4 separate regions of the Homo sapiens genome follow, and regions 1, 3 and 4 are each linked to region 2. The links are chromatin contacts, found by Hi-C or POLR2A ChIA-PET in ENCODE. All regions are on one chromosome and are shown on one strand. Each heading gives the region's core, a stretch centred on a gene start or an enhancer-like site at or near the end of the contact. The rest is flanking DNA. Distances are from core to core; before and after follow the strand shown. Region 1 holds the start of UPF3B (UPF3B regulator of nonsense mediated mRNA decay). Region 2 holds the start of DOCK11 (dedicator of cytokinesis 11). Region 3 holds the start of RPL39 (ribosomal protein L39). Region 4 holds the start of RNF113A (ring finger protein 113A).

The links. A loop is a pair of places that touch in the nucleus more often than their neighbours do. ChIA-PET counts read pairs that join two places held with the same protein, here RNA polymerase II (POLR2A). Pooled maps may share reads with other maps.
Region 1: a loop to region 2 is called in a pooled map, with 9 times the contacts of the local background. The contact joins the promoter of UPF3B here to the promoter of DOCK11 in region 2. A Hi-C loop is called at or near these places in 5 of 50 pooled maps.
Region 3: a loop to region 2 is called in a pooled map, with 7 times the contacts of the local background. The contact joins the promoter of RPL39 here to the promoter of DOCK11 in region 2. A Hi-C loop is called at or near these places in 2 of 50 pooled maps. POLR2A ChIA-PET finds 5 or more read pairs at or near these places in 2 of 52 experiments (CD4-positive, alpha-beta T cell and activated CD8-positive, alpha-beta memory T cell).
Region 4: a loop to region 2 is called in a pooled map, with 7 times the contacts of the local background. The contact joins the promoter of RNF113A here to the promoter of DOCK11 in region 2. A Hi-C loop is called at or near these places in 5 of 50 pooled maps.

The regions. Positions count from the first base shown.
Region 1 is chrX:119,851,713-119,855,259 of GRCh38, reverse strand. UPF3B (UPF3B regulator of nonsense mediated mRNA decay) reads left to right here and starts at 2,297. Exons shown (of 11, transcript NM_080632.3): 1 at 2,297-2,487; 2 at 3,387-3,493. The coding sequence starts at 2,332. RefSeq lists an enhancer at 2,263-2,322.
Region 2 is chrX:118,494,249-118,497,836 of GRCh38, reverse strand. It overlaps DOCK11 (dedicator of cytokinesis 11), which reads right to left and starts at 2,022. Exons shown (of 53, transcript NM_144658.4): 1 at 1,764-2,022. The coding sequence starts at 1,865. RefSeq lists silencers at 1,495-1,554, 1,725-1,784, 1,875-1,954, 2,065-2,204 and enhancers at 1,234-2,212, 2,615-2,684.
Region 3 is chrX:119,789,985-119,793,457 of GRCh38, reverse strand. RPL39 (ribosomal protein L39) reads left to right here and starts at 1,828. Exons shown (of 3, transcript NM_001000.4): 1 at 1,828-1,884; 2 at 3,447-3,473. The coding sequence starts at 1,882. LOC107985694 (a long non-coding RNA gene) reads right to left here and starts at 1,742. Exons shown (of 3, transcript XR_001755949.2): 1 at 1,441-1,742. RefSeq lists an enhancer at 1,834-2,093.
Region 4 is chrX:119,870,106-119,873,302 of GRCh38, reverse strand. RNF113A (ring finger protein 113A) reads left to right here and starts at 1,570. Exons shown (of 1, transcript NM_006978.3): 1 at 1,570-2,828. The coding sequence starts at 1,690. The coding sequence ends at 2,721. It overlaps NDUFA1 (NADH:ubiquinone oxidoreductase subunit A1), which reads right to left and starts at 1,471. Exons shown (of 3, transcript NM_004541.4): 1 at 1,290-1,471. The coding sequence starts at 1,391. RefSeq lists an enhancer at 1,148-1,857.

The DNA of each region.
Region 1 (3,547 bases), core at 1,048-3,547, 1.4 Mb before region 2:
GGCACAATCTCGGCTCACTGCAACCTCGACCTCCTGGGTTCAAGCGAATCACCTGCCTCAGCCTCCTGAGTAGCTGGGATTATAGCTGCCTGCCACCACGCCCGGCTAATTTTTTTGTATTTTTAGTAGAGACGGGATGTCACATGTTGGCCAGGCTGGTCTCGAACTCCCGACCTCAGGTGATCCACCCGCCTCGGCCTCCCAAAGTGCTGAGATTACAGCTGTGAGCCACCACGCCCGGCCTGGACATGTAAATTCTAGAGTAGAGTTGTCAGCAAAGACAGAAAAGCCAAAAGAATGAATGAGATTAATAAAGGAGTGAGTGTACATAGAAAAGAGGTCTAAGGACTGAGCCCTGGGACACTTTATTCTGGCAACTGACAAACAGCTGGTGGTTTAAAGCTAGTGAGGACACCAAAACAGAGGCATACACTACCAACATGCAAGTGCAGAGCTAAGCAGTAGGTCAGAGGCAGATGCATAAACAAGGCTCATAAGAACGGCCAGGTACTGAAAGCAAGAGTAACAGATGTCAAATACAGGGAAACCGTTTTAGCCACAGGAATAGGAATCCAAGAATAGGCTGGACAATTGGAGTGAGAAAATTTAAGTGCAGAGTCAGGGGAATATATTCTAGAGGTCGGCAAAAATGGGAGTTGGCCCTTAGGCAGCTTTCTGCCTTGGGCTCCTATTGCATCTTTAATTTGGTTTCTGTCCTCTATGGGTGTCTGTGTCTCTCTCTCTTTTTGAGATGGAGTCTCACTCTGTCACCCAGGTTGGAGTGCGGTGGCACAACCTCGGCTCACTGCAACCTCCGCCTCCCAGGTTCAAGTGACTCTCCTGCCTCAGCCTCCCAAATAGCTGGGACTACAGGCGCCTGCCACCATGCCCAGATAATTTTTGTATTTTAGTAGAGACAGGGTTTCACCAAGTTGGCCAGGCTGGTGTCGAACTCCTGATCTCAGGTGATCCGCCGGCCTCGGCCTCTCAAAGTGCTGGGATTACAGGAATGTGCCACCACGCCCTGCTAATTTTTTTTGTTTTTAGTAGAGACAGGGTTTCGCCAAGTTAGCCAGGCTGGTCTCGAACTCCTGACCTCAGGTGATCCACCCACCTTGGCCTCCTAAAGTGCTGGGATTACAGGCGTGAGCCACCACGCCTGGCCGACTGATCTGCTTTCTATCACTGTGGTTTTATTTTTCTAAAATTTCATATAAATGGAATTGTACAACATGTACTCTGTGTCTAGATTCTGTCACTCAACATAATCACTGTTAGATTCACATTTGGATTGTTTCCAGTTTGGAGTTATTATAAATAATGTAAAATTGGCCCTTTTTAAGTGAAGATGGTGATCGCAACTAAATCAAGTTGGGTTTTATTTTTATTCCCCTCCCTGTGGGACATCAGTACCTGGGGAGAAGGATCCTTTTGCTAAAATAAGGTGATGAAAACAAATCTTGTATATTTTAGTCATATTACTCCTTTAAATATCAGTATCTTGTGTTTATTTATTATTATCCTTCTTTTTTATATACAGGGTCTCGCTCTGTCGCCCAAGCTGGAGTGCAGCGGCGCGATCATGGCTCACTGCAGCCTCGAATTCCTGGGCTCAAGATCCTCTCTTCTCAACCTTCCCGAGCAGCTGGGACTACAGGCGTGCGCCACTGAACTCGGCTAATATTGTAGTATTTACTAAGTATCTGTAAATCCTAATCAATATAAGGAAAATAAAGTTTTTTAAATGTTAGGCTTTTTCTTTTAGTTGTAGGAAAATAAATGCTAAAGCCTCTGAATTCAATGATAAAAAATACAAGTCGCTCCCCTAGTGAGGCAAAATTTGGACGGCATTGAGTTTATCTGATGGAAACTAAGCGTGAAGAACCTATCTTTCGACCTGGAAAACTCTGAAGATGAAAGGATTCGATTTACTCACAAACAGGGACCCTGAGATAGCTCTGGCCCCTGAACGCCCAACAAAAGCGGGTAGCTGCTTTGTATGCCGGGATTTGTAGTCCCCGACAGAGTCACTTCAAGATGGCGGAATTGCTAATGACGCGCGAAGGGGCGGGCCCCGAGGGAGTCTGGGCCGCGAGGGGATTGGGTGGCGCAGGAACTTGGCGGGCGGGAAGTAAAAACCAGGTGTTAAAACCTTTGCACTGGGAAAGGCCCAAGTCTCGCGAGAGCTTGGCAGGACCCAATGGAACGTGGGGCCCGACTTATCACAAGGGGCATTTGTTGGGGGCGGAGCTTTGACGGGAGCTTCCCGGGAGCCGTTTGTGCCCGGGGTAACCCCGTTCCGGCCAAGCCGCTTCAGCGGGGGACGTAGCCATGAAGGAAGAGAAGGAGCACAGGCCTAAGGAGAAGCGAGTAACCCTGTTAACCCCCGCCGGGGCCACAGGCAGCGGTGGTGGGACCTCGGGGGACAGCTCCAAGGGGGAAGATAAGCAGGATCGCAACAAGGAGAAGAAAGAAGCGCTGAGCAAGGTGCCCGGTCGGCCGCTGGCCCGGGAGAGGGCGGGACGAGTCCGCAGCGCGGGGAGGATGGCTGGGAATGGGGCTGCCCCCTTTCTTTCTCAGGTTCTCCTTCTATCTCTTCGCCTGAATGGAAGTCGCATCATCCTGGTTCATCCATTCACCCGAAATGGGGAGAGCCCCTCCCGGCCAAATCCTGGGTGGGGGTGAGGAAAAGAGGGGACTCCCCAAACGGGAAGGGTTTAGGTCAGAGCTGTGAGATGATAATGGGAGGGAAGAGCGACGGTATAAAGAATGAGGAACTAAAGGTGTAATTGGGGAGAAATATTAAATAGTGAAGGAGACATGAGGGATGGGAATATTATTCATGGAGGCGAGTTGGGGGAGAGTGCAGGGTGATTAATGGTACAGGAGGGTAGATCGAGAGCATCCTATTTTGAGAGCAATGGGTAGATTTTTTGTATTCGTTAGAGTTTTGAATTCTTAAGTTCAATGGGCAAGGATTTTGTTTTAAGATGTGTTGGACGTGGGAGAAACTTGTTGCTAAATCAAGATTTCGTGGCACCCACAAAGACCAGCGTTGGCTTACTAAGTTATTGCCACTAGATCTGTTAAAAAATGGGTGATCGAAAATGATGCACAAACCTGGTAAACTGCAGGGCTGCTGTAAAGAGCAAAACCTGCGATTTTTCCTTGCTCCAGGTGGTTCTCATTTCCAAGGGTTTTTTTAAACCGCGTTACTATTATGTTTGACTAATTCTGAGCATTGGGCTGCAGAAGAATATTTTCTCCTGGGTTTTTACAAGTGATCTCATATTTTAAAGCCCAGCCTTCTTCAGGAACTGTGATTCTTTCAGGTATGACAGAAAACTGATTTGTACTAATTTTATTTTCCTTATGCATTTCTTAAGGTGGTAATTCGAAGATTACCTCCCACTTTGACCAAGGAGCAGCTTCAGGAACATCTTCAACCTATGCCTGAGCATGATTATTTTGAGTTTTTTTCTAATGATACGAGGTAAAAAAAAAAAAAAAAGGAAAGGGGTAAATGAAAAAGGTTTCTTTCATTCTT
Region 2 (3,588 bases), core at 773-3,272:
CTTAGTCCCATTTATTCTCGAGAAATCTGGCCACCTACAGCTTTCTTCACGTGTTGTGGTAGAAGGCCAGCCAACCCCGCTCAAGGAAGGTTTTTTGTTTTCTCTGAATTTAGGAAAGCGTTCTCTGCTAGGTAGATTGAATCACGTGTTAACAATCACCCAAGATGAGAGCCCTGGTATAAATGCTCTGCACACAGCTTGCCTTCCTCTCTTAACTGGCTGTGATGACAGGCAAGGCTCCAATCTGACCTCAACAGGTCCTCACTCCAAAATCAGACTGAAATACACAAGCCAAGTCCATTAAAGTAACATTAAAGGTCTGGATTTAGCTCCACTAAACAGCAGAATTAAACTTTCAAGGGTCTAGCCACAATAAAGAGATTTCTTTAAAGTCACTTAGGTTTGCACAGTTGTAGCTATTAGGGATCAGATCTTTATCTCAAAGGTACATAGTTTACCTTTGATCCTCCTCCAGAACTCCCACTAATGTCAACTTTCTCCACTGTTGGGATCAAGCCCCTGGCCTCCCTTTAATGCTGGGTTTTATTGCTGATTCTACAAGATCAACAGAAAAATTACAAGGAAAAGCTGTGAAGTTCCCTTCCGATGACAAGTTGTTTTAACAAAAAGAGCCCTCTCTTAAACGGTGAAATTTAAACACAGCAAACGACTCGCTGTAAAATGGAGCTGAGGGAGACAAAAACAAACAAAAACAACAACCAAAAAACAAAGTAACAAAACAAACACTAATTAATCAGTCCGATTGCTTATTCAGGGTTTGTTCGCTTGTCCAGGAAACTGGCAACGAGTGTCTTGAAAACAAGAGAAGGGGCAAGTGCCCGTTAGCACCCTTTAGCCTTTCTCCAGAGTCAGACAATCTGGATAAGGCTGAGGGTGCTCTGGGAGGGTTCCCAGGGAGTCAGCGCGCTTTCGAATCCCCATCCCCCAGTCCTGAGCTGTGGGGCTCTGACCCCAGGTCCTCCATCCCTGGACTGACACACCCAGTCTTCCCCCAAATCCCCACGGCACCGTCCCCTTGGTCCCCTTGCCTCTGGAGCGCTCGCGTGTCCCCGAGGGACACACTCTCCCTGCGGTGGATGACCCTGCGCCCACTCTGTCGCAGAACCCCGTTGTTTCTAATGCCCTTCCTCCGCAGCAGCACCCCTTCAACACCCATCACCACCCTCTCTCCCCAGTTGCAGGAGGAAGTCGCTCTGCTTCCTCTGTTCTCACCGCCAGCCCGAGCTTGGGCGCCCGGGGCTTTCTGGGTGGGGTTCTTTTTTGTGTACACAGTGTGTGTATGTGTGCGCGCGAGAGTGTGTGTGCCAAACGCTCATCGCATCCTTCCGCCTAGGCGGCCTCAGGTGCTCGCGGGAGGGGATCAGGATCTCGTCGTGCCCTTGTCCCCGGCTCTTTGTGCCGAGTCCAGAGCAGCGCGAGGTCAGCTCTTTAGCTCACACCCCCGGCCCCGACCCTGGGTGGGAGCCTCCGCCTCCGCCTCCTCCGCAGCCGTCCGAGCCCGGCTTTTGCCCGTCTGCTTCCATCCCGGCGCACGCCTCCGCCGTGCCGGGCGGCCGGAGAGCTGTCAGCCGGCGCCTGGGACTCGGACCCCGGCCGGCGGCTGCCGGTGCGAAAACTTACTGGAGCGGAGAAAGACAGCGCGCGGCGCACCAAGCGGCCGCACTGGCGCCGTTCCTGCCCCTTCCCGCGTCGCTCCCGCCTGGAGCGCGTCCCCCGGGATGCCCCGTCCCCCGGCCACTCACCAGCACCACGGAGCCCCGCACGGCCTCAGACACGCTCTGCCGGAGCTCAGCCGCCGTGCCAGGCTTGCTGAGCCGTTTGGTGAATTTGCGCACTTCGGCCATGGCAGCGGCGGCGGGCGGGTCTCGGCGGGCGGGCGGACCTCGGCGGGCGGGTGGACTCACTGCCCCGGCCCGCGGCGGCCGCGGCCGCTGCTGCTCCCTCTGTTTACTCGCCGGCCGGCCGGCCACATCGCAGCTCGGCGGCGGCGCGGCTCACGCTGCTCCTCCCTCCCACCTCCCACCCGCTGCTCCTCCCTCGTTCCCTCCTTCCCTCCTTTTCTCGCTCGCTTCGCCCGCTCACTGTCCTGCCCCACGGCGTCGGCGGCGGCAGCTCCCTCCCCTAGAGGGCCCGAGCTCCGATCGCCACCAGCCGAAGCAGGAGGGTGTGTCTGATGGGGAAGGGTGTGTAGAGGGGGAGGGAGAACTGGAGGTGGGGGCGAGGGTCACGAGGGAAGAGGGGGGAAGTGGCTACCGCTCGGGCTCCGCCCGCAGCTGATGTTGCTGGTGCAGCCGCATCCGGGAGGGGAGATCTGGGCTGCTTCTTTTTTTCCGCTTGAGTGGGGAGGGCGGGGTGGGGTGGGGGAACAGAGAGGGGTGATGAAATGTCTCCAAGAGTGGGGCGTGCTCCTCTCCCGCCCTAGTGCTCCTCTCCCGCCTCCGAGCTGCAGTGCCCGCAGGAGGGCTGGAGAACTCTCACGTCCCTCCACCCCGCAAGCCCCCAGGGCCCAGGCGGCTAGGGGCTGGAAAACAACGTGGAGCAGCCGCCTTTTGTGTGCTCCTTGGGGAAGGGTCGCACCAATGTCGAAGGACAGAGAGCTGCTTTCCAGCGTGAGCGGCTCGACTGGGTCCCCCTCCTCGCCCACACCGTTTTCCTACTCAGTTGGCTCACCTAACAGGGGGCAACACTGGGGAGAGAGCATGCTTCTGGAAGTGGGAACTTATTGTGGCGGCACCCCTCGCTCCGTCCCCCACGGGGGAGAGCTGGGTGGTGGAGCCTGAGCCTGTGGCAGGTGATCCCTAGGTCAGCACTGACTGCACCAGGAGTGGGGTGGGGGTGGGCATTAGGATGAGCCTGTGGCAGGTGATCCCTAGGTCAGCACTGACTGCACCAGGAGTGGGGTGGGGGTGGGCATTAGGAAGGCCATCTCCCTGGGTTTGGTGGACTTACCAATCTTATAGTAGCTTTTACAAGTGCCCTGCACTCACCTCTCCATTTCCTATTCATCTCCTTACTCTTTTCAGCTTCCAAGAAATTGTTTTTCCAAGAATCAAAGAACATCTCATAACAGGGTATAAAACGAACATGCTTAAGACAGAAATAGGGACGGGAATCTTGAAGTACTAGTGACCCTGTCAGACCTCCTGAAGTGCAGAGTGAAAGGCTCCACTGATGGTGGCAGTTTTCTATCTGGTTATTTCATTTGTTGAGAGTTTGAAAATGGCCCTCAGTCTGGGGGACCGAGCAGCCCTTCTGAAAGCAGTCCTACCACCACCCATCGGGCACTTTCCCCACCCTCAAAGACCAAACAGTCTTTTAGGGGACTTTATTATGGAAACAAGGGCATGCGTGGTGATGGTTTCTTTGAACCCAGAAAAGGCCAAGTCTCTTCGCAGTAAGCCTATTTCAGCCATCCCATCAGTCTCAATAAAGCATATATGGAGGCTCCTAGAGGGCCTGGGACCTGGAAGTCCTCTAAAGACATTCTGTCACAAATCTTAGTTTTGCACAGTACGTGTAAAATTTGTTAATTGTTGCGTGTAGGCTGATCTCCAAGAATTCATACCC
Region 3 (3,473 bases), core at 579-3,078, 1.3 Mb before region 2:
CATGAGCTAAATTATGTTCCCCCAAAATTCATGTGTTGAAGCCCTAATCCCCAGGACCTCAGAATGTGACTTTAGGCCGGGCACGGTAGCGCACTCCAGTAATCCCAGCACTTTGGGAGGCCGAGGCGGGCGGATTACTTGAGGTCAGGAGTTCGAGACCGGCTTAGCCAACATGGCGAAACTCCGTCTCTACTAAAAATACAAAAATTAGCTGGGTGTGGTAGTGCGTGCCTGTAGTCCCAGCTACTCGGGAGGCTGAGGCATGAGAATCACTTGAACCCGGGAGGCGGAGGTTGCAGTGAGCCAAGATTGTGCCATTGCACTCTAGCCTGGGCAATAAAGGGAGACTCAGTCTTGAAAAAAAAAAAAAGGAAATATGTGCTATAGTAATACATGGGCTTCTTAACATAGTTCTATTTGTGAACTTATAACTAATGTAATTTAAAGGGAGTGTGTAAATAATATATGGAGACATCTGCATCAACTGTAATGTAACATGAAGCCATCTATGGTTTCTATTAGTGACCAAGTCACGAGTACTGCTAATGCCACTGTGGTCTGTTGCCTACATTCCTAAATAAAGAAAGCATTACATTTCATTAAATTTGGTGAAAATAAAGTTGTATTTTCCCATTCAAGTTCATGGGATCCTCTGAATTCTATACATGGACTCTTGTGGACTCCAGGTTAAAAACCCTTGCTGTAATCCGTTGGTGTAAAAATGCTTGAGGTGACTGCAAATATACATGGAGGTTTTTGCGTTTATTTATTTACTTTTTCTTTTTTGAGATGGAGTTTTGCTCTTGTTGCCCAGGCTGGAGTGCAGTGGCGCAATCTCGGCTCGCTGCAACCTCCGCCTTCAGGGTTCAAGAGATTCTCTTGTCTCAGCCCCCGCAGTAGCTGAGATTACAGGCGCCCGCCACCACGCCTGGTTAGTTTTTTTGTATTTTTAGTAGGGACGGGGTTTCACCATGTTGGCCAGGCTGGTCTCGAACTCCTCGTTTCAAGTAATCCGCCCGCCTAGGCCTCCCAAAGTGCTGGGATTACAAGCGTGAGCCACCACGCCCAGCTTATTTTTATGTTTATTTTATTTACTCATCAAAAAGGAAAGGTTTTTGCTTTTAAATGGGGAAAAGGATGAAAATGGGGAACACTAGCATCCCAAACGCATGTTATTAATTATTGTACATCTTGCCAAAGGCGGGCTACAATGTCAGGCTGGACTTCTAGCAGCCAAGGAAGAGGTTCTGTCCCTAACTTTCTGAGTTGAAAACTTTGATTGGCAACCTTCCGCCTAGTCGAAAACCCCTAGGCTTACATAAGCGTCCACGTGGTCCAACCCCCTCCAACTTCTCCGGCTTCCTCCGACACGACTGTCCCTTCCCACACCTCCCAGCCAGGCCGAAATGACTCGTAACCCTCTGGGAAAATGGCACTTACTCTCCGCCTGCCGAGCTCCGACCCGGCGTTCCGAGTCCCCGGCGCCCGGAGGTGACGGTCGCTTCCCCTGCCCTCCCTTAGGGTTAGTCCCGCCCAATCGGCTCCTTAATTTTTCGGAGGGGCTTCTACTTTGGCATTTATCACGGGCTGTCTGCCTCACTTACGAAGCAGGGTGCCCCTAGCACACTGCCGGGCCCCTGGGGGAACGCACTTAGGGAAGCGAAGCAAAGCTAACTGCATTTGGCAGAAACCAGCGCGCTTTCCCACGGCGCCACGGGAGCGCACCGCTAGACAGAGAAGGCACTAGAAGAGGCGGTCGGTGCATAGCGTCACCTCCTAAACTCCGCCCATCGGAAGCGCCTTCTAAGCTCGTTCTTCCGCCAGCTTCCCTCCTCTTCCTTTCTCCGCCATCGTGGTGTGTTCTTGACTCCGCTGCTCGCCATGGTAAGTCCATCGGCCCCCATCGGCCCCGGGGTGGCTTCCCAAAACCCGAGGCCGCTGCCAGGAAATGCCTGGGCCGCGCGGAGCGTTGAGGGGCGGGAGCCTTTTAAAGGCTTTTTCAAGAAAATATCCAGTTCGGCCACTGTTGTCTTTCGTGGCCTGGAGGGAAGCTAGTGAGCCAGCGAGCAACCTGGAGAGGGACGGGCTGCGCTGCGGCCGCGGATTCAAGGGGGCTCTTTCTTTGCCCGGCCGCTGCCGAGTCGGGCAGGGATTCCGGTTTCCCTTCGCTTGTAGCGAACTCGTTCTGGAGGCGGGGGGTGGGAGGTGGCAGCCACCCCCGAAATCGTGGCCTGACTGTGGGCTGCCCGTGGCATGCGCAACGTGGAGGGTAATCAGGAGGGTATTGTGGGCTACTGGTTTTCGAAAAGGGTTTAGCTTGGCGTGGAGAAGCGAACCGCATTTTTAGATCCCAGGACTTTTGTTTAGAGGACGTTTATTCAGAGACTTGAGCGTCACCCCGTGGAAGCGCCTAGAACAAGGGGTGTTTTGCGAACCTGTGTGTCATTCTGGCCTTCTTAGTAAATGGCAGCAGCGAACCAGTCACTCTTTACTGGGAAATGTAAAATGTTGATTTCTAGATATGGAGGCGATAAGTACTGGTATTTTATTACTTGTCAAGTAATTTATTACTTGACAAAATTTACAACTGCTACTGTGGATGGGGGACGGGGTGTAATCTTTGCCTTCTTTGTATTGGCTCCCATTATTATGCAAGGGTATGTTCGTCCAGGTTGGCCAGGCATTAAACCTGCATCCGTGCCAATTTTGCAAGATTATTCTGTAGATTTGGGGGAGTATTGGGGTTGGCCTTAGATGAAAGCCAAAAGATGCAACTAGAAATTGAGACAGTCATCCTTGGAAAAGTGACATTTCATTTATTTTTAAATTTAAAAGTTTATTTTTTTAGCCAGTGAAATTTAGCAGTAGAGATAGAGTTAGGATTAATACCGAAATGGTGAGTAGGTTAGATCTTCTGAATGTCAGGGACTTTCCCTAAGTCTTAATTACCCTCCCAATAACACTTGAAAAGTACGTACCCCTGTTTTACAAAGTAGAGCACTGAGATTCGTTGACTTGCAAATGGTAGGTAGGTGGTTCTGTTTGACTCAAAGCTGTGTTCTTCCCAGGAAGCCAGATTCCCTAGCCATTCCCAGTGTGGTCGTCTGAGTCCTTGGGGGACCACAGGGTAAATTGAAAGGTAGCCTCTGGCTGTGGAGCAGAAAGGACCTGGGTTTGAATCCTGGTTCTGCACATTGATGCTCTGATTTTGTGCATGTTTCTTAACCGGATTCCACTTATTTTATCTGAACGATGGAAACTGTGGTATCTGCCCCCAGAGAAGTTGTGAGGGTCAGAGACTTGCTTGGCTTGATGGCTTAGCATTGAGAAGATTTTGGGGCTGGGGTATGTGTTAAGCACTCAAATGTTGGTTTGAAGGAGTTCTTGACTTTGAATCATTCGGGCAGGCTCTAATATTGTCTAAATTGATTGCATTTTCTTCCCAGTCTTCTCACAAGACTTTCAGGATTAAG
Region 4 (3,197 bases), core at 321-2,820, 1.4 Mb before region 2:
TTCAAATAAGAGACAATTATTGTTGCAGTTTATAAAAGTGAGTGACCCAATTGATAGATACTACAATTTTTAAAAGGGACATTCCAGAGAAATGGAATCATCGTTTAAATAAAAATGCAAATTAGTAGTACAAAGAACAGAATCTCCTAAATAAAATCAGACCACTAAACTTTAGGATTAAGTTGGTACCTGTGACTTTTTACACTATTTTAACCAACATGAATTTTTTTTCCTTTTTTTTTAAAAAAAAAAAAAAAGAAATATCTAGTTGTTGTCTTTTGGGACACTAAGAAACAACAGCTGTAGATCACACGTGAAGAACAATAACAAAATCAAAAAGTAAATAAATTTATATCCTGTACTCTTGAGATGATGTGAAGGACTAGGAAGAGGGGAAAATGAATCCTGATGTAAAAAAACAAGATCTCGCAGTAAATTCCTAAAGGCTTGCAAGAGAAAGTGGGGAATAAAAAAGTCAAGGGTGGCCGGTCGCGGCGGCTCACGCCTGTAATCCCAGCACTTTGGGAGATCAAGGCGGGTGGATCAACCGAGGTCAGAAGTTCGAGACCAGCCTCGCCAACATGATGAAACCCCGCCTCTACAAAAAAAAAAAAAAAGCCAGGCGTGGTCCCGGCTACTCGGGAGGCTGAAGCAGGAAAATTTCTTTCTTTATTTATTTTTTTTTGAGACGGAGTTTCGCTCTTGTTGCCCAGGCTGGAGTGCAGTGGCGCGATCTCGGCTCATCGCAACCTCCGCCTCCTGGGTTCAAGTGATTCTCCTGCCTCAGCCTCCCGAGTAGCTGGGATTACAGGCATGCGCCACCACGCCCAGCTAATTTTGTATTTTTAGGAGAGACGGGGTTTCTCCATGTTGGTCAGGCTGGTATCGAACTCCCGACCTCAGGTGATCCGCTCGCCTCGGTCTCCCAAAGTGCTGGGATTACAGGCGTGATCCACCGCGCCCAACCAGGAGAATCTCTTGAACCCAGAAGGCGGAGGTTGCAGTGAGCGATTCTCAGGCTTGAGCCACCTTTTCTAATCTACCTTCCCGGCCCCCGCGTCGCTACTCTGCCCTAAGGCCCACTCTGATACACCCAGAAACGCTGTTTTTCACTAGAGCAGGATGTAGTTTCTATCGGGCTTCGTTTCGCAAGCCTCGGCTTCTAGGCAACCGGAAGCAAGTAGAGGGCCGACCTCGGAGAGAGGGTTCGCAGGCTGACGGTCTCCCTGCCCACCACCCTTTTCGGAAATCAGCCCGTGGAGTCGGCCCCCGGGCCGAAGCCGGCTTACCTTGCCCCCGTTAGTGAACCTGTGGATGTACGCAGTAGCCAGTCCTGGAATCAACAAGCACACGCCCATGACGGAGAGTCCGGGGAGAATCTCGAACCACATCTCTGCCCCGTTACCTAGGCCAAAACCCTACTTCTGGGTCCTTGAAAGGTGACCTGGCTTCGCCTCTCTTCCCAGCAAGCCCCGCGGCCGCCCGCGAGCGGGGCGGTGCCACGTACGGCTCCGGAAGAAGCGACGGAATCTGCTAGGGCACAAGAGAGACGGGCGCTCGGGCTCTCGCAGTCCTCTTCCGTCAGTGTCTTTTGCTTCGACTCCCGGCGGAGCGCGCAACGTGGAGTGACGTGCAGGGGCCAAGTGCAACCCAGGCAGCCACGGCTGTTTCGGAGCTCAGGACTCTAAAATGGCAGAGCAGCTTTCTCCAGGAAAGGCGGTGGATCAGGTGTGCACCTTCCTTTTCAAAAAGCCTGGGCGGAAAGGGGCTGCTGGACGCAGAAAGCGCCCGGCCTGCGACCCAGAGCCCGGAGAAAGCGGCAGCAGTAGCGACGAAGGCTGCACTGTGGTTCGACCGGAAAAGAAGCGGGTGACCCACAATCCAATGATACAGAAGACCCGTGACAGTGGTAAACAGAAGGCGGCTTACGGCGACTTGAGCAGCGAAGAGGAAGAGGAAAATGAGCCCGAGAGTCTCGGCGTGGTTTATAAATCCACCCGTTCGGCGAAACCCGTGGGACCAGAGGATATGGGAGCGACAGCTGTCTATGAGCTGGACACAGAGAAAGAGCGCGATGCACAAGCCATCTTTGAGCGCAGCCAGAAGATCCAGGAGGAGCTGAGGGGCAAGGAGGATGACAAGATCTATCGGGGAATCAACAATTATCAGAAATACATGAAGCCCAAGGATACGTCTATGGGCAATGCCTCTTCCGGGATGGTGAGGAAGGGCCCCATCCGAGCGCCCGAGCATCTACGTGCCACCGTGCGCTGGGATTACCAGCCCGACATCTGTAAGGACTACAAAGAGACTGGCTTCTGCGGCTTCGGAGACAGCTGCAAATTCCTCCATGACCGTTCAGATTACAAGCATGGGTGGCAGATCGAACGTGAGCTTGATGAGGGTCGCTATGGTGTCTATGAGGATGAAAACTATGAAGTGGGAAGCGATGATGAGGAAATACCATTCAAGTGTTTCATCTGTCGCCAGAGCTTCCAAAACCCAGTTGTCACCAAGTGCAGGCATTATTTCTGCGAGAGCTGTGCACTGCAGCATTTCCGCACCACCCCGCGCTGCTATGTCTGTGACCAGCAGACCAATGGCGTCTTCAATCCAGCGAAAGAATTGATTGCTAAACTAGAGAAGCATCGAGCTACAGGAGAGGGTGGTGCTTCCGACTTGCCAGAAGACCCCGATGAGGATGCAATTCCCATTACTTAGGTTTCCCATAATTCTTAAATTTAAAAAATAAACGTTTTGTTCTTTTGGAAGTCTTACTTCGTGTCCTTCCTTTGTAGAGAAAGTGACAGAGCAGGCGGGTGGTGAAGTAGGGTCCTGGATTAAAAGCTTCAAGGTAGGTATAATCAGGATTTTTAGCCCTAGGATAACCATTTTGCCTGTGTTTCTTTTCAGAACACTTTGGCATAAATTATAGGGGTGGGAGTAGTTTGAGAAAAGAGCTATAATTTGCTCGAAGTAACCAAAGCCATGATGAAAGCAAGACCTCTGAGCCTGTTTATTATATCACATTTCTGTATCACTTAATAGTTTACAAAGTACTTTCATGCATTCTTTCTCTTGGGAGCCTGTACTACAAAATATACCCGAGCCAAGGTGTTGGGGAGAGGGGTTGTGTTTGGGGAACTGGTAGCTAGCACCACAGGCTTCACATATGGGAAATGTTCCTTGCTGTCTTG